Regions from separate parts of the Homo sapiens genome. Here region 2 is linked to region 1. Evidence: read pairs that join two places in POLR2A ChIA-PET (ENCODE). Cell type or tissue: PC-9. All regions are shown on one strand. Each heading gives the region's core, and the rest is flanking DNA. Links, peaks and the distances in the headings are about the cores only. Region 1 overlaps RBMS1 (RNA binding motif single stranded interacting protein 1). Region 2 overlaps LOC105373718 (a long non-coding RNA gene).

Evidence for each region. Peaks named below come from ENCODE experiments on the same cell type or tissue, not always from the same donor. Only the 100,000 strongest peaks of a DNase experiment are listed, where the experiment ranks them.
Region 2: POLR2A ChIA-PET joins it to region 1 with 24 read pairs; 2 of 35 experiments call an interaction of 5 or more read pairs at or near these places.

What each region holds. Positions count from the first base shown.
Region 1 is chr2:160,332,729-160,342,393 of GRCh38, forward strand. All of the region lies in intron 2 of RBMS1 (RNA binding motif single stranded interacting protein 1), which reads right to left. Among named protein-coding and RNA genes, the nearest start is that of LINC02478, 66 kb to the left of the region's middle. In PC-9, for the core only: no CTCF peak of the experiment used is centred there; DNase peaks (open chromatin) are centred at 1,783 and 5,193; H3K27ac peaks cover 1,743 bases.
Region 2 is chr2:160,608,241-160,617,905 of GRCh38, forward strand. The region is part of intron 2 of LOC105373718 (a long non-coding RNA gene); the gene reads right to left. Among named protein-coding and RNA genes, the nearest start is that of RBMS1, 120 kb to the left of the region's middle. In PC-9, for the core only: no CTCF peak of the experiment used is centred there; no DNase peak of the experiment used is centred there.

The sequences.
Region 1 (9,665 bases), core at 839-8,838:
GTGAATCCTCCAAGGGGAGCTGAGATCCTAGTGATACTAGAAAATCACTGAAGACATGGGGTCAAAGCATGGAACCAGAAAGCTTCTTTACATGACATGGTTTTATATATATATATAAAGTATGTTTTTTATACATATATTTTATATATATAATGTTTTATATATATAAAACATACTTTATATGTGTATAAATGCATACACGAGTGTTTATACAGACATACACATACACTCATATGTGCATATGTCTATACACACACATACATAAAATAAGTATAAACTATTTTATACTTTAAAGAGTAAATGTACCAGCTCTGGCATTAAAATGGGATTCAAGACGTAAGGCAACCCAGGTGGAGGTGAGTTCACTCTTTGCAGACCTCACCCCAGAGGCTGCTGGGTGATGATGGAGGTGGGGGCAGAAAGGGTAGGTGGGCTTTCTTTGAGATCGAGTTGAGGGAAAGGCAGGGATATGAAATGATTATCTCTCCTGTGTTATTTGAGAAATATGTATTATAAATCATCTATATTGTGATCCTAATAATAATAATTCCCATTCTCTTGTTAGGAACACAGTATGTGTTGTAGAATGGAGGTACAATAAATGATACAGTCCTGAAGAAAACTTATGTGCCCTTTCCCACTACTTAACTGCTCAGAGCTCAACTTATCAAAATATTTGTTTTGTTTTACCTGGGTCAGCCCCCACCAGGCCAGCCTGGGACCCTTCCACAGGCCAGTCCCTGTTCCAAACCACATCCAGAAGAAGGTGATAATGACCTCCTTAACACCCAAGCCTACACTGGGCTCAGTAATTGCTCCAGGCCCCTGCTTGTTTCCTCTCACAAACACCTTAACTCAGAAGGAAGGCAGGGAATGGCTTGAAGCTGAAGCTCATTTCCTAGACCTAACTCCAAGCTCTTCCCAAACCACACAATTCACTGATGGAGCCAATAAGACAGGAACGGGGAAAGTGAAGTACAGGATGGGTGGTGGAGAGTAATAAGCACTTCTAGGTCCATTAAATGAAAAATCAAATTTCCTTCTAGTGGCTGAGCATAAAACAGAAGAAACAATCATAGAAGAATCAGAGAGATGTTGTGATGGAAACTCAGGAGATAACAAACCCGTTTTTCTAAAACCAACAAGTACCTCAGAGAGATGAAGCCCCATAACATTTCAGCATGAACTCTAGTGAACTTAAAAAAAAAAGAGATAAAAAGTGCATTCATTTTAAATGCATGAAAACATGAGTGGTACAGCACTTATTCTAGTACCACAGACATGAGATGCCCATATTTATAAATCCTTTTTTTGACAATGATTATTTTGAAAACTCAGTTCTATCAACATTTTCATTCTTTCTAATGAGGAAATCCTCCATCAATGTTCACAGAGCATTTATCTATAGTACTTAAAGATTTCCATTTAGCTGACACAACATTATGTAAGGAGATTTTGCAGAAAAGGAGAATAAGATGTAGTAATGCATTTTAGGTGCTCAACAAAATATTTTTGAGTAACCATATGAGCTAACAGAAGGAGAATTTGTTATTTCTAATGAGTTTAGCAATGAATATGTGGGCAGTCAGAGTAAAAACCAGGAGAGAGCTATGACAAGTACTTGACTTCTATGACAAAGTTTTAAAAGTACTGTCACATTTGACACATTATCTCATCCAAGCCTGCGGCAACCTGGCAAAGGCGGTACCATTAATCCTGTTCTACAAGGAAGGAAACTAAGGCAGAGGGGACAAATGACTCATCTTTCCCCACTGCACTGCAGTTGAAAGAAACCAGAAAATAAAATCAGGTTATTTGGTAGGTCCTCAGTAACGAGTCTGAGTCAGGTTCCACTGAAGCTCTTTGAGTAGCCACTTCCAGTGACTATGTGTGTTAAGGAAACTGTTGGCTAAGAAGGGAAGAGATCATTACCAGAGCCAAGAATGGACCCGAGCCAGGAGGAATGTATGGAGCCAAGGAAATAATGCAACACAGCCCCCTTCTTTAGGGAGATGAAACAGAAAAAGTTCAACCTAAAATTCAACCCTTTAGTCACCATTCCAGGCTAAGTTTAAATCACAAGTTTTAAATGTATACTAATATGAGTAGAGACTTGAAGTGATTCTGGGGGAAAACACAACCCAAAACGGTAGTTTTTGAGACAAACACTTAAAGCTATAATGGATACCTAAGATTTTATCCTGAAATGTGAAAAAAAAAAAGGGATATTTATCTCAGAAACAAAAAGGTCAAAACCCTTCAGCTCATCACATAATAAAAGCAAAGTAATGAGGATTAAAATCTGTTCCAATCAACCCTGCAGAAGAAAGAGGATGATATGTTTAGAATCTAAAGAATATGATTTGTACACACAAGCTCAACAGAGAGAGAGAAATGATTCCTGGAGAAATGGCATGTGGTGGACCTATCCACCACTTGAAAAGGGGATGAGAGAATGCATAAAACATCATTTAGGGGGAAATTTTTTAAATGTATTTTATTATCAAACTAATGAACCAAGTGAAAAAATGCAAAGGTATAATGATTTGCAGGAACATCAAGCTCCTACTCAGAATATGGAGTAGCTGGGAGAAGGAGGGTGGCAAAGCAATGTCTGGCAGCATCCGATTCACCAATGGGCTGAGATGCTCTTACTGTTACACCATGCAGCAAACCCAGACATGACAGTTACAGGACAGCAAACTCCTAGAGAACTGTTCAAATTGTTGTGTGTAAAAAATGTTAATGTGCTGGAGACAACAGTGACAATCAATTTCATAAGACCAACTCGTTCCTGCTCTCGCTAAATGAAAAGAAGGAAAGCTAAAGTATGTTTGGGTTTTCTTTTCATTTGTTCTCAAGTTCAGGAAGCACAGAACAGATTTTCGTAGAATCTTGGCTAATTGGACTTACAATCCTGATGTAACTGTATCCCATATAGTCATGCCAATTAAAAACTTCCCAGTCGAGAAGGACTCTTTTCCCCAGGATCTTCATTATATACTTCCAAAACTACATGTAATGTTAACTGTTCTTAGCTTCCCTTTGTGTCTAGGGCACATTTACGGATTGGTTCCCACAGGATTCATCCTGCCAGGTATTCTGTGCATTTTTAATTATTTGTTTCTTATGGTCTTCACAGCTGACAAAGAGGACCATTCATTAAAAGTATAATTTGGAATGGTCACTGAGTCTGATACTCTTCTGCATAGACTGCAAATTAATTCAAACCTTTAGCCAAAGTGGGTTAGGATAAGCTGTCCTTCATCATTTTCTCCTGTTATTTTACACTGAGCAGCTCATGTTAGGGTGTGAAATTTAGGTGTGTTCCCTTTTCTAATAGAGATAACACACACTATCAAATTGGCAAAGATAACAACAACAACAAAAACAAAAAGTGAAAAATCCCAGGTCAGAGGGAAAATGACAAACTAGGCATACACATCTGGTAAGAGCAAATTGGTTATACCCAGAGTGCAGTTTGGCAATCTGCAGCAAAAGCTAAGTCATTTCTCCTAAGAAAATTATTAAGAATGTATACAAACACTCTGTGGCAAAGATTACATAGAAAAGTTAACAATCTAAATACTAAGTGAACTGCAGAATAGCCACAGAGTGGAAAAAGCATGTCATCAGTGATACTGTATGGCCTTGTTTTTTAGCGGGGAGACAACCCATGCCTCTAAGAAAGAGGGAACAGGATATTGTATCCTGGGAGACACAGACCATGAAGAAACCAAATACACATTCCCCACCTTCTTTTCTCTTGAAATACCTAGATCAGTGCTGTCCAATAGAAACAGAATGCAAATCACAAATGCAGCTGACATTTGTAATTTAAAATTTTCTAGCAACCACATTAAAAAAACAGATGAAATTATTTTCAATAATATTTTCAATACAGTATCTCCAAAATATTATCATTTCAACATGTAATGAATATAAAAATATTGAGATGTTTGACTTTTTTTTCCTAAGTATTTGAAATCCAGTGTGTATTTTATACTGCCAGCGTATCTCTATTTGGACTCGCCACATTTCAAGCACTCAATAGCCACATGCGGCTGGTGGCCACTGTGCTGTGTACGCAGATATAGATGTTTATGGGCTGTTGCCTCTTTCACAGTTTAACATTTCCCTTGCCATGGGAAATAGTAGCTTGGCACCATTTAAACCATGGCTAACACAGTTGCAGACTCTGCTTTAGATTGTTTATGGTAGTTGCTTTAAAGTGGGCTCACATTAGGGCAATAATCCAACTTTTGTACTTCTGAAGTTATTTTTCTAACCCTGGGTCTCAGGGAGATAATCACTCACTTTTGGGGTTAATCTCTGAGAATGTCTGAATAGCAAGGCATACTTGAAAAGTCCCAGAAGCATTTTCTTTTCGTTTTTCTTTTTCTTTTCTTTTTTTTTTTTTTTTGAGCCAGAGTCTCGCTCTATCGCCCAGGCTGGAGTGCAATGGCATGATCTCAGCTCAATGCAACCTCCACCTCCTGGGTTCAAGCGATCCTCCTGCCTCAGCCTCCTGAATAGCTGGGATTATAGGTTCATGTCACTGCAGCTGGCTAATTTTTTGTATTTTTAATAAGGCGGGGTTTCACCATGTTGGCCAGGCTGGTCTCGAATTCCTGACCTCAAGTGATCCGCCCCACTCAGCCTCCCAAAGTGCTGGGATTACAGATGTAAGCCATCGTGCCTGGCCCCCAACAACTTTTTCCTTTCAATGTACTTGGTAAGACTAATAAATGGTATAAATTAAGTCTTGTGGCACAGCAGAACATCCTACAATTCTTCCTTCATTCCCAACTCTTAGGGCTTTGAATGAGCTTTAATCATATACTTTGAGTGAAATGAATTATAATATATGACTTGAGAACACACCTCAGAATGGTACATTTGTTTGATGAGCTTCATTTTAAGAAAAAAACTGGGGGGGAGGGGAACCACATATTTATTCACTGCCTAAAAAACAAGAAATTGACTAAATCTGAAGCCAATTGACCCTGCAGATCCGCAGCCTCTACTTGTCTGAGATACCAAAATTTAACCACATGATGTTAGGGGAGCAATCAGGGAAGCCACTAGCTCTTAGGGCACCTTTCTTGCAAATTAGAAAAATGTACCCTGTATGGGAAGGGTCAATCTCTGAAGTACAGGACTTGGTGACTCAGTGTGAGATGGATATCAGCTCCATTCACCCCCGACCAGGCATTCTTGTGCTTGTGCAGGTGACAATGCCCACAATCGTACATGGAATCCTGGGAACAATGTCCCAGTTAGCATACAACAGCAGACACAGGTAGAAAGCTTTGGTGACAGCAGTGAGCTCAGTATGTAGGTTACAGATTTCCTCTGGACATCCCAGTACCAAAAATACCATCCTTATTAAATACTGCAAAATTGGTAACTGTCCTCCTTATGGAAAGGTGAGGCAGAAAATAAAGAATACCAGATTTTCAAAAAGTAAAACTACTGTTATGCATCCAAATTGGAAATTAAAAATTTAAAGCCTAGGGCAGTTCTTAATATGAATAAATATGTGATGAACTTAATGAAAATATTTTCCACAAATCTTTATAAAATATGTAATACATGATTCTGGGAGTGTCCACCACCCAATGATATAACTGAGAAAGTTGGAGTTTGTTGATTGCACACTTTTTCACTCCTCCTTTACTGTAGTGACGAGAGACTATAGAGTACTCAATTTTATGTATACTAGAAAAAAGTTACAGTACATTCTATTGTCTATCTAAATAAGGTCTAGATGAAAGTGCACAATAATGGCATGTCAAGCTCATCTCCCCAACCAAATCTGGTATTCCTTATACATTGGGAAAGCAGTCATCATATCCTGCTTGCTATCTATATATCTTTTTCTCACATATATTTTAATCTTGTTAAGGATAGAAACTGTTTTATTCATTTTTATGTGCTATGCTATCTACCACAACACCTTTGACATAATTGGTGCTAAATAAATGGTGGTTGAATTGATTTTTTAATTTAAAAGACTTAAAAGTTCAAAAAAGAAAAGGTAGTGGCCATAAGACAGAGAAGACAGGGTGTGCACAGAGGAGCCTCTGATAATCACCCACTCAATAGGCAGAAGAGGAGAGTTGAGGAAAGAGAATGAAGCAAACACTATTGGTTCCAGGCCCTATTTGTGCCAGGCACTGGCCAAGGAGCTTTACATATGTTACCTTACTTAATCCTCATCACAGGCATTATAATCCCTACTTTATGAACAGAGAACACTGAGGCCAGGAAGCAAAAGCAAGTTGTCCAGGATCATCCACCTATTACACAGGCAAGCAGGGTTTCATTAGGCCTGCCTGAGCCAAATCACATCTCTCTCCCCAGCGCCCTCAGCACTGGAGGCCAGGCATGGTGGGAGGAGCTGCTGAAGAAAAAGCCAAGAAGCCAGCTGCACAGACTCTGAAGAAAAATTCTATTGCATGTCATCTAACGAGAGAGTTACATTTTCCCTTTTTCCTTTACCTGTAACACAACTCCTTCCAGTCCACTGAAACAAATGTTTTCATTTTGAATAACATGACCATCTCAGCACAAATTCTAAATTGATGAACAAGTTATTTTAATAACATTCAAGATAAAATTCCAGGAAAAAAATATTTTGAGCTCTTATTCCTTTGAAGTTTATGGTAACAATGACTTGTTACTCGTTTTTCCTGTGTTTTGGATGTAGTTGGAAACAAACAGATGTCAAAGCCATGGTGATGCTCTAAATCATTTGTGGTGATCTAAAAGTTCTGGGAAAAGCATCTGTAAATTAATTTTTGCCACGGTGCCAGGAAGTAAAACACAAGAGTGTATTTATTACACACCATGATGTGTCTTTTAAAAAGGTTCTTATTGAAAGGTCCAAAACAGCAAAATGAATATAGTCTATATCTTCCCCATACTGACATACATCTTTACATACGTGTGTGTGAGAGATGCAATTAAAATATATATATATATACACACACATACACATACATACACGTATATATAAAAAACAGCCTTTGCAACCAAAGTAAACCGTTATAAGCTACTGTGAGTAAACACACAGCAACATGTTTTAAAGGTATTTATCTTTGCATTGATGTTTAGATCATTACTGCTCATCAAATGTTCACAATACTCAGAGTGCTATGTAACTCTATGTCCTCATCCTTTAGAAGCCTGTACTGTTCAGGTTCTGATGTCTCAGTCATTCTCACTCTTAGACACACACATAACATGTACAAATCTGTTGCTCTGTTGTGTAGACCTTAAAGGATCAGTTTAGATTAATTTCAGTATTAGCCAATCAACTGTTGAGAGGGCTTCTTCACCAATGGTATTACTTTTTGATTCTTACTTTCTTCTATATACTTTTTAATGTTATTTTTTTCTAATTTTTCATGACCTATGTTACTTTTGACAGAAAATATTAAAACATACTATTTCTTTGCTGTCATTTATTAATGGATCAACCTTATTTAAGGACTATAGGTTAAAATACCTAAAGTAGCCAGATGAGACAATTATTTGAAAACATCTCTAATTCTGCTCAATTCCAGTGACAGCTTTAAAAAGAGACATCTTTGAGTTTATCTTCTTATGGCAGATATGAGACTCTGGAAGACTTTAGAAGGAAGAATTTCTCAAAACATTTTCCCAGGAGGTAGAGGCCCAACACTAGCTTTCGGTTCTCCAAGGTGTAATCTAGTAACAGCAGAAACACGCTAGCATACCTCAGGGTACATGGGGGAAAGGGTGGAACAGAGACCCTAAGGAAACAACAATAGAAATTATAGGGGGCTTGGAGTGTGAGGAACCAACAACACTTGAAAAAGATCTGAGGCAGGTGCAAATTCAAGTAGGAAGAAATGTAGGTAAGAATTTTCTGATATACAACTTATAAAAGATGGGCAAACTGTTACCACCATCCAGAAAAAAAAACCTAGCAAAACAAAGAAAACTTCCTGAGTCTAAAGCTAAATAAATTAGCAGTATTTGTCCATCCATTAATGTTTGTAAAACTTCCAATTTACTTTTTTAGAAAACTGGGATACCCATAGGCATGTTAGTAAACATACAGATTTTTTAACACTTGCTATTGTAAAACTCATGTAAGTCTTAGAGGCATGATCAATACCTTTAAGCCAACTTAAATACCCAACTTTTATAGACAGTGTCATACACCAAATGATGGTTCTGAATCTGGTGACTAAGTACATTTTCACAGTTTACTCTCATTTTCCCCATTTCTCCCCTTTTATAAAATGTTCTTTTAAAAATATTATAAAATTGGTCTTGAAGAATCAGAAAAATTATTAGTTATTTTAGAGCTTAAAAAAATATATGTTTGAGTGGGTGGAGGGATAACGAAAATTTTTTAACAGAACTGGGATGTTGGCTCTGTAAGTATTAAATCCTTTTTACTTAATCATATAATGAAAATTTTTTCATGTCATTAAATATTCCTCCAAAGCAAGATCTGCAATAAATGTTTTAATGAACACACTATAAACTCATTATTTCTGAGTATTTATATTGTTTCCAATGTTTTGGTATTACAAATGACATTGTGATAAACACCCTTTTACTACCATCTTCAGTCCCATAATGACCTTCCCTCTACCAGCACCCATCTCACTGTTCCTGCAGGGTGAGTGACTGTGGCAGAGGAGAGCCCTGAGTCCCGGCACTTTCATCCTGACACTGAAGCTGATTACTTGGTACCACTGTCAATGACAGAAAGTCTCCCTCTTGGTAGCCCAAAAGGGGAAGGGGAATCTCATCTTCACTGTGAGGAGGGGAGAATTCAGAATTCAGGGCCCAGAAAGGAATCAGAACTGAAAAAACAAACCATAAACCACAAGAAAATAAATCTTAATTAGACAGTATCTCAAGGACATTGTCCCTGTTTTTAGGGACTCCTAGAAATGGGTGTTCATAAATAGGGAGGCAATAGGGCAGTTGTGCTGTGCTACCATCTGTTTTATGTTTTAAACTGAACTAGCAAGGTACATTAAAATGTTCAAATAATTTTATCTCACATCTCAATTTCCCTTCCATTTTGAATCTCACAATAAATATTTGTGTTGATAAATGAACCTGGGCAAGACCTAAGGTTGACCTTTCACCTCCAATCTAGTTATATGTTTTAAAACATTTATGACTAAAATTTCGTTTTGCAGTCTTAAAATGTGATCCTAAAACCTAGATGAACTTGCCTGTGAAATCAAATGACAGTAACTTGTTTTTCAAAGGGCTAATTGAGATGTCCTGAATTCTGAGCAGCTGCTTTATTACTGTCATTTACAGAAATTTACCTTAAATATCTGACCCTTCTCCTCATAGAAAATGGCTTCTATTAATACTTGGCATAATATCATTAAACTGGGAGACAAAAATCATCTTCTGAGAAGCATGTGTTTTGAGTATCCAATAATCTAAATCTATGTTCCCATAAAATTTTAAACATAAATAATCTAAGCAGCTATTCACTTGTGTTCCTTACAGTAACTGAAAGATGTAACACATGTAATGCAAAATAAGAAAAGCTTATTTTTAAAAGCCATTATATTTATTTGTTAATAGTGCCAGTGGACTATTTAGAGTATTTAAATGTTCAAACAGTCAAGTCTCCTCTTAAGACTAAGTTAGAG
Region 2 (9,665 bases), core at 761-8,760, 280 kb after region 1:
GGGGGTCCACAGCTTTCAGAAGATTCCCAACATTTGTGATGAACTGATCAAGTTTAACACCTCCTCTTGTGCAGATGAGAAAGCTGACTGACTTAAGGTGCCACATTTAATGACTGGCAGAATCAGAACCAGATGCCATTGTTCCTGATTCCTGGACAAGCACTTCAGCCAGAACTAAAGATTACAAGGTTAAAAGTGGGAAATTGGATAGGGAGCTATCTGGCAGTCTCTATTAATGGGATTAGACTTTTTTCTATCAAAACTCACTTTCAATTATAATAAGAGGATTCAGTGGAAATATGGGATTCAATATACAAAACATTGCTTTATTTCCAAGGCATCCATTTATTTTGTAACTTGGGGGCAGTCTATAATTAGAGTTAACGGTAGTTCTGATTAATAAATTCTATCTGCTCTCATACTGTGCTAGAGTTCCTTCTGAGTGCTGGGACATGTTTTATTAACATGGAAAGGCTGTTGCAGCTCACCTCTTGTCACTTGAATCAGTTGCCTGCTGGCCTGGCACTCAGTTTTGTGTGGCAGAACCTTACTGAGCCTGAATGATAATGGACCTTTTAAATCCTAAGCAATAAACATTCATTTTACCACTCCACCCAGCACAGAAATGCTCTCTAACCTCAAATCAGCCACAAATAAGACTTGGAAATCAATTCATTGTGCATAGGCTTCCTGCCTGCTTCATGTTTTGCAGCAAATAATTTTAGCAAAGTGTCTGCTGAGCATGTGTGTTTTGAGTATGCAAAAGTTGAGATATTATGTATAATGGGGTATTCAACCCTTTTGTGACATTTCTGTTTTTATCCATAGAACACATTCTATTGAGCAAAGCTAATTTTTATGCGTTGGTAACTAGAATGAGAAAGGCTCTAAGTGGGTTTCAGGGGAGGAAAAATCCCTCAAATTCCCACTTTAGTGATTCTCCCTAAGTTTTGGGGGGAATTCTCAGCATCCCAAAGTCCTCTGGTTATTTCAAAAATTACATTTCATAGAAAATCAATTTATTATATTTGTGCTTGTCACATTCATTAGAATATTCTCATGCATAAGATATCAGTTGCTGGAAGAGCCTGTAGGAGTGCATTTAGCCCTGAAGAGGAATATCTTGTTAGGTTGAGACAGAAGATCAAATGGATATGTCTCAAATTCCCTTCTGCTGGGGTTTGAAGTTTGAGGCAGACTTTCTTCCTCATATCTCGTAGGTCAGAGTTCCTCTAGAGTTCCTCCAGAGTTCCATTATTTCATCATGCTCTGGTGCTCCTGGGAGCTTCCAATTTCTCAAAATTCATGAGAACTCAAGGCCAGAAGGAGCAAGTCACAAATGTTTTCAGTTAGAGGACCACTCAGGGAGGCAAAGAACCCTGTCCCAACTAATGCTACTGGAATCACTCCCCCTCTCCCTCCACCACCCCAAAAGTACTGCAATTAGTGGCAAAACTGATGCTGCTTTTGGGAATTTCAAGGAGCTGATGTGTGTTTTTCATTAACATAAAAAAATTAGTAACTGATGCCAGAAACTGAAGCACTGGCTCTCTTAAACTACAATATAAACCTGAATGTGCAGAAGACCAACCCAAGACAACATGAGGGTCCTCTTGGGCCACACTCAGATGGATGTCTTGAAGTAGGGATGTGTGGGGCAGCCACAGAAGATCAACTAAACTCTTCAATGATATTCATTTATTCTCTCTTTCTCTCCACACATTTGCTTTCCAGTAAGGTTTTCCCCTCATTTTAATCATACATTCTGATTAAAAATGGGGACCTCTCCAACTTCATTGTATGCCTTTTATTTTATGTTTCAAGCACTCATCTTGAAAAAAGAGAGAGCATGTGCCAAGGCTATTGTAAGGTACTGATTCTATTTTAAAATCACTGCAGTGTATTTGAGATAGAGGCATGATACGATGATCTCCCTTATTGCAGTCATGATTAAACATAATGAGTAGGATCAGCCTGCAAGCTTATCACTATTCTATGTTGTAAAATTGCCCAAGAGTAAAATGCAAATACAAACAAGGAGTTTTAATGAGCCAATGTAATAAAAGATCCAGGCAACAGGAAACTGGTGGCTGTGCTTTGTTTCGCCCCTTCCCAATGGGTGGCTTGAATCAGCCTCCTTTAGAGCAAGTCTGAGTTGGGTCAAGTCAGTTTCCAAATATAAAATTTAACATATTGCAGGTTAGCTCTAAACAGTATTATTCATTTACAAAGAACATTTTCTCATTTTCATTCACGTGAGAGAGATAACACTGAACTCTCCTGCAAGATACAAAAAGAAGCAAGGACAATTTCCTCAAAATACCTTTTCTTAGGTGAGTTAGTGTAAATATTTTGGCCATTTTAATTGACTATACCTGATAGTGCTGGGTTAAGAAAAAGGTCATTAGGGATCATTAGAACTAGAATTCTCTACCATTCTATAATCATGCTCTAATTGAGGTATATACTAAGTCATCATCACAAACTAAAGTTTATGTTTTAACAATAGAAATAATCTAATGGTCAGATTGCAATTCATTTCAACTGTATCTGTGCAGCACAGCAAAGGCCCTTTGGCTTTCTTCTCCTTGAATCTACATATTTCTGCCTGCATATAAATATTCTAAAAGTACCAAAGATAGACCCCCGTAAATAAAGCATTTAGGTTAATTCTAGCACACGATGAGTTTTCCTTTTTGATTTTTTGCACAAGAACTGGTTGTTAATTTTAGACTTTGGCAAGATGGAAGGTGGGGGTGATGTGAGTCTATTTCACCTTAAGTTATATCACTGAGGCACTATGCTGCTGATTAAGGTTCTGTGATGGGTAAGGATGAGTATTCACTTTTGCTGACAAGGGGATGTTCTGTGTGTAACATGTTTGCAAGGGTTTTGCAGTGCAGCACTGGATGTCCTCAATAGTGGGAAACCTTCATATGGCCTTTTCTGGTGAGCTTGTCAAAGGATGCACACATATTAGACATTCAGATTCCAGTGGGAAATAGGGAAGCCAGGATAGAAACTGTCTTGCCTCACTGTGACATTTTAACTTTTGGAAAAAGAAGTTGCTTTCTAGTGTTGTTCGTGATTTTTTGTTTGTTTGTTTAACTTGGGTGCACATCTTGAAATTTTTGGATTTTTACCACATCCTCTCTTGTGTCTACACTTTCTTCAGACAGAAACATGATTCAGTGAGGATGCATTTATCTTTGTGATTGCAGAGCCTCTGTCCAGGTTGACCAGAGCTCTTACCAAAAATAGATTCCAACATGTGAGAGCAGTAAAGTAAGTCACCATCTTTGTAGGTACCACTCATCTCACTACCACTCTTGGGGAACAAATATGTAATTTAGAAGGATTTTCTTCTTGTTATGAAGCCAATAATATAATTACCACTTGATAATTTAAGGAGTGCCAACTCTTTAATGACATTTAGTAAGCACTCAATTGCTTTAGAGGGCATAGACATTGTGTCACCTGCAATTCATTAGAAGGTCACAAGCTATTGTCAAAATCTGGGCCTGTTTGAGCTCCCTGCAGTGATTTGATAACATTGTGTTCTGTCTGTGGAGGTTCCAGGGTTTGAGGGTTTTCTGGAATCCCCACTTCCTGGGAACAGGGTGCTGAAGATCGACTATGAATTGGGAAATTTGAATGGAATAAAAAAGCGGCTTTTATTTTAAAGAGATGCCCTTTGAAGCTCTGGAGGGCCCAAACCGACTGGCTTTCAAAACATGTTGACTTGGCCTCCCTGTTCAAATTTGATAAATGATCTTCTGTTTCTAATTCTTGATTTAAAAAAATTTTTGTTGTTCAATGATCTTTCAACCTTATGAATGTGCCAGAAAGTTAAAAAATGTTAAAGGACTATTTTACCTGCTGAAAAGGTACATATTTTGAAGGGGAGGATGGTTAAAGGATATACAATACACATGAAGGAAGAAAAACATCTTTGTAATACTAAAAACAACTAAGAATCTGCAAAAATCTCACCGTTATCAAATTTAGATTAGATTAGATTTTCACAGGGCTTAGGTGGAGATGTAAAGGTCTTGTCAGAGAAAATGTGACACACCCATAAGAGTGACAGCTATTACCTTTTAGCTTATTTCACCTTCTCTCTCAGTTCCCTCAAAATGCACCACTGAAAGTTGTAAGGCACACACACACAGATAGCATATATAAAGAGTCACACATGTCCTAAAATGTTGACAGGTGTCTGCAATACTCATCATTGGAGATAGCTTACTGCTGAAGTTAAAGTACAATATTGAGATTGATAAAGACAGAGATGGGGGAGACTGAGCTAGTTCATGTAACAGCTGCAATCATTCCCAAATGTTTTTCTGCATAATCATGCAAGAAATTCATCATGCATTTCCTATTAAATATTCATGCAACTTGCTCCATAGGAGGGCTGTGGTATTTATTAATTCCCTGGTGTTGGTAGGTTTTGGTACATCTACTGCCAGAAATAAATGTGTCATGCCTAGCAAATTCAGTTCTTGGCAGAAAATATTAGAATATGGTACTTGCTTACAGGATATTGCAAGCTTTAATTATGTCTAAATGATTTTCAAGACTACCTTGGAATAAGTAATTGGTTCCTTTTGTTTTTAGATGAAAGCAAGGGTCTGGTGGAGAGAGGTGGAGATTGAATGGGTACATAGAAGCATTTCACTTTAAGTACCCTGTCTTTAAGAGAGGTGATCCACTTCTACCACATATTAGTAATTACCGAAAAAAGAAGTTGGGTCTAATCATCATCAGCAAGTGAAGTCATCTACTGTTTCATGCTGTTGAAATTTCTTTACCCTAAGACTTTATTAGTTTAAAGGATGAAAGAGAAAATAAAAACTAATTATCAAAATTGGTCCTCTAAATTTGTCAGCACGTAACATTACAAATCCCAAAGCTGTTGTTTACCAACATAGATTGACAGAAATCCAAATGAGGCTTTTCTTAGTCCATTTGGGCTGCTATAACACAATATCATAAGCTTGGTAGCTTATAAACAACAGAAATTTGTTTTTTGCCCTTCTAGAGGCTGGGAAGTCTGTTGAGTGCCTGCTTTCTGGTTCATAGTTGATGTCTTCTTGTTGTGTCTTCACAAGGTGGAAGTGGTGGGCTCGCTTTCTGGGTCTCATTTTTATAAGGGTGCTAATCCCAATCATAAGGTCTCTGTCCTCAAGTCCTAATCACTTCCCAAAGACCTCACCTCTCACTACCATCACTTTGGGGCTTGAGATTTCCATGCATAAATTTTAAAGGGACAGAAACATTCACACCATAGCAAGGCTGATAGCTTGCCTTCCAGAATACTTTAATATGGACAGACATGGGGTAAGGTGGCTTTTTAAAAGTAAAACACTTAAATGATGACTATTTTGTGAGTCACGCAAAGCTTGAAACCACAGGAAATAAGATGGAAGTAGAGGACACAGGCCCTCTCTTAAAGTGCTTACAATCTAACTAGGGGAGAAAGACATTCATCCAATGAACAGCTAGAGAAACAAACATTTGATATTGTAGGACTGACTGTATACATAACACATGTCATGTTTACCTTTCCAAAACTCTTAAATAAATATTTATTTTTCATGACAGTTCTGTCAAGAAGGGAAGATAATGTCCTCACTTTTTAAGCAGAAAAAATTCAATGGCTGGCCTATGTTTTTCAGCACTTAAATGAAGAGTCATGGTTACAACCAACTATACTGCCTCTTGGACACACTGAGGTAAAACATGACCCAGGAAACCCCCCAAAGGATGTATGTTCCAGCAGTCCTTTTTTTGTTCCTTAACAAGGGCTCCCCAGAACTCATTAAAAAAAATGATGGATTTTTGCTTCTGGTTATGTTGAAGTAGTAGCAACAAACCACTCTTTAGCCCAAAACAACTAGAAAAGCTAGATGAAACAAAAACAATTAATTTCATGGCATTGGAGAGCTACTGAAGCAACCAAGGCTGAGGGGAGGAGGAATATTCAAAAAAGGAGCAACCTCAGAGATTGCAGCCAATAGTCTGCATCTGTTTATTTTACCCTGGAGAATGGGGCAGAGGCTGAAAATCTGAAATTTGCCTCCAAGAGGGAAGGCCACTGCTGGGGGGACAGTAAAACCAGCAGAGAATTTTGCAGTGGTGAGAGGGAAAGTGGGGTGGCTAAGAAAGCATGGGGCAGAACACTGAGATGGACACATAGTCAATACATAGAGCTCAATGCATTTGCTAAAAATTTAAAGCTGTGGTTCAGAAGGGTAAGAAGCTAAGCAGAAAGCCTACAAAAAAACATAAAAGATTTCAGCAGTCCTGCCATGCTGAAACACAAGGATAAAAGTTCAGGACCTATCCAGGAGTGAAGTAAACCAGAGGCAGACTTAGTCATACAAAATTGCAGTCAGCCTTGATCAAATTAGGTTGATCAGTTTCTAACCTTTCCAGCACAGGAAAGACAAACTTTTTCTAGATGAAGTTAACATTATATGGTGCTTCTGTTCTGTGTGTGTGTGAGTGTGTGTACACCTGTATACACACATATATTGTCTAGTGTTCACTAAACTAGACAACTAGGTATGCCAAGAGATAGGATCATATGACCAACAATAAGAGAAAAAAATAGAGAATGTAAATACACCTATGGTTGATTCAGATATTGACATTAACACACAAGGATCTTAACTATCATTAGGATGCTAAAGAAAGTAGAGAAAGGGAAGGAAAATAGGAATCAAGATGGAAAATTTTACCAAAGAATTAGAATTTACTAAAAAAGAATTAAATGGAAATTTTAGAAATAAAAAATAAGACGCAATAGATGAGTTTCACAGCTGAATAGATTGAGCAGAAGACATGATTAGTGCACTGGAAGACAAGTCAATAGAAAAATAAATTGCAGCACAGAGAAAAAAAGAATTGGCCAGGTGTGGTGGCTTATACCTGTAATCTCAGCACTTTGGGAGGCTGAGTGAATTGCTTGAGTCCAGAAGTTTGAGACAAGCCTTGGCAACATAAGGAGACCCTGTCTCCACAAAAAAAATACAAAAATTAGCCTGGCATGGTAGTGTGTGCCTGTAATCCCAGCTACTAAGAAGGCTGAGGTGGGAGGATTATCTGATCCTGTGGAGGTCGAGGCTGCAGTGAGCTGTGGTGATGCCACTGTATCCCAGCTTGGTGACAGAGTGAGACCTTGTCTTAAAAAAAAAAAAGTATAGAAAAGAACATTAGAGATACATGGAAAACAGTTAACATTTTATATCACATATGTCAATTGAGTACATAGAAAAGGTGAGTGCACAAGCAACATTAGAAGATAATTAGTAAAATTTTTTCCTAAACTGATGAACCAAAAGGTTTAGGAAGTGCCTCAAACACAAACAGGATAAATAAAAGAAAAATAACCAAGTCATATCACATTAAAAGCTGTTGAAAACCAAAGACAATGAGATTAATTTTAAAGCAACAAAAATAAGTTAATTGTCTTCAAAGGAACAACAAAAAGAATTTGAACCTGACTTATCACAGAAATGATGAAAGCCATGAGACAATAGAATGGCATCTTAAAGTGATGGAAAAAAGTATCTGCTGTGAAAGGAAAATACAATCTTGGGACCCCAAATGCACTATGTAAACGGGAAAAAGTTAAGTTTGGGAACTGAGTCATGCAAACAAAACAAAAACAAAAAAACCCAACAAAAAACTGCCTGCTTTTGTTCCCAAACAGACAGCTGTAATTTCACATGCTTACTTGACCTTATGTAAAGTGTAGAGTTACTAAGCATGAGACAATGCATAATTGAATTTCCCCCCACTCCCGTATTTTCACATGTGAAATATAGATTCAGTTAGCACCAAAGCCTCACAAAAATGTAACCACTTGGGTCTTTGCCTACCCTCCCCTCTTTTTTTCTTTCCTCTCTCTCCTCTTGCCCACTCTTTCCCCTTTAAATACTGAAGTCCTCAAAACCATCTTGGAAAAAATTCACAGATTATAGATCTTGCATTTCTAAAGTAACTTGCGTTTCTAAAGTAACTGGCATTTCTTTTTCCCAGGTACATCCTCCACCTTGGCAAAATAAACCTCTAAATCGATTGAGATATGTCTCACTTTTTGGTTTATATTGCCAACATAGAATTCTATGCCCAGCAAAAACATTCTTCAAAAACAAATTGAAATAAAGATATATTTAGAGGAACACAAACTAAGAGAATTTTTTGCTAGAAGACCTTCACTAAAAATAATCTAAAGGAAGTACTTTAATCCAAAGAAAAATCACTGCAGATAGAAAAACAGAAACTCAAGAGGGAATGAAGAACATCAGAAGAGGTAAATATGCAAGTAAATCTAAACAAGTCTTGATTGTTAAAAACCATTAACATTAATATCTATTGGGCTTATAATATACAGAGAAATTTAAAAAAATCATGTAAAAGGTAGGAGGGGCTAGGTAGAGTTAGAGTGACCTAAAGTCTAGTGTTCTCTGGGAAGTGGTGAAAGAAATAATTTGATCTTATTATAGTAAGCCAAGGATGCATTCTGTAATCTCTAGGATAATCCTGAAAAAATATTTAGAAGAAAGTATAAATACAAGGTAATAGGGAGGAGAATGAAATAACAACAAAAATATTTAATTAATAAAAAAACAAGAATGAAGGAAAAAGTATAAAATAGGCAGGTCATATAGAAAACAAACAGAAAAATGGTAACTATAAAGCCCAATTTATCACAATTATATTAGATAAAAATGGATTAAGAATTACCATTGAACATTTAAGAATTTATGACTTGATTTAAAAAACCTCAATGTTCTAATTAAAAATGGTATGCCTAAAATGTAAGGACACGGAAAGTTTAAAAGAATGATAAAAGGTATACCATGTAAATACTAACCAGAGAAAAGGTACACGTTTCAGACACTTACCTGAAGGTAAGAAGTGTTAAAATCGATGGAAAGATATTTTGTAATGATAAAGGAGTAGGTACACCAGGAAAATATTATAATTCTAAATCTATAGCCACCCAATAATATAGTTTCAAAGTGTATAAAGCAAAAGATAATGGAAGTAAAAGAGGAATCAAATCCACAATCATACTTGGGGACTTTACTCACCTTTCTTAATAGGTGATGGGTTAGACAAAAGAATCAGTAAGGTTACAGAAGATCTGAAAAATAAAATTAACCTACTCTAGTTAATGTTTATGTATAAAACAATGCACCCAGCAATGTCAGAATACTAATTTTTTCAAGTACTAATGGAACATTTGCCAAAATTGTCCATATGCTAGGTCATAAAGCAAGCCTCAATGGATTTTAAAAATTCAGTCCTTCAGAGTATGTTCCCTGACCATGGTGGAATTGCCCTAGAAACCAATTAACTAGAAAATTCCCAACTTTTTGAAAATTAAACAATGTACTTCTAAGTCACATGCAGAAATTAGAAAATACTGTATACTGGATGATGAAGTAGATACAATTTGTTAAAACTGATGTGATACAACTAAAGTGCTTAAAGGCATGTAGTAGGAAGGAAGACAGAAAAGGAATAAGCTAAGCTTTCATTTCAAGAAACTAGAAAAAGAACAGCAATCACAAATAAAACAGAAGAAAAATTACAAAGATAAAACAAGTAGTCAACAAAATAGAAAACAGTTACAATAGAAAAAAATT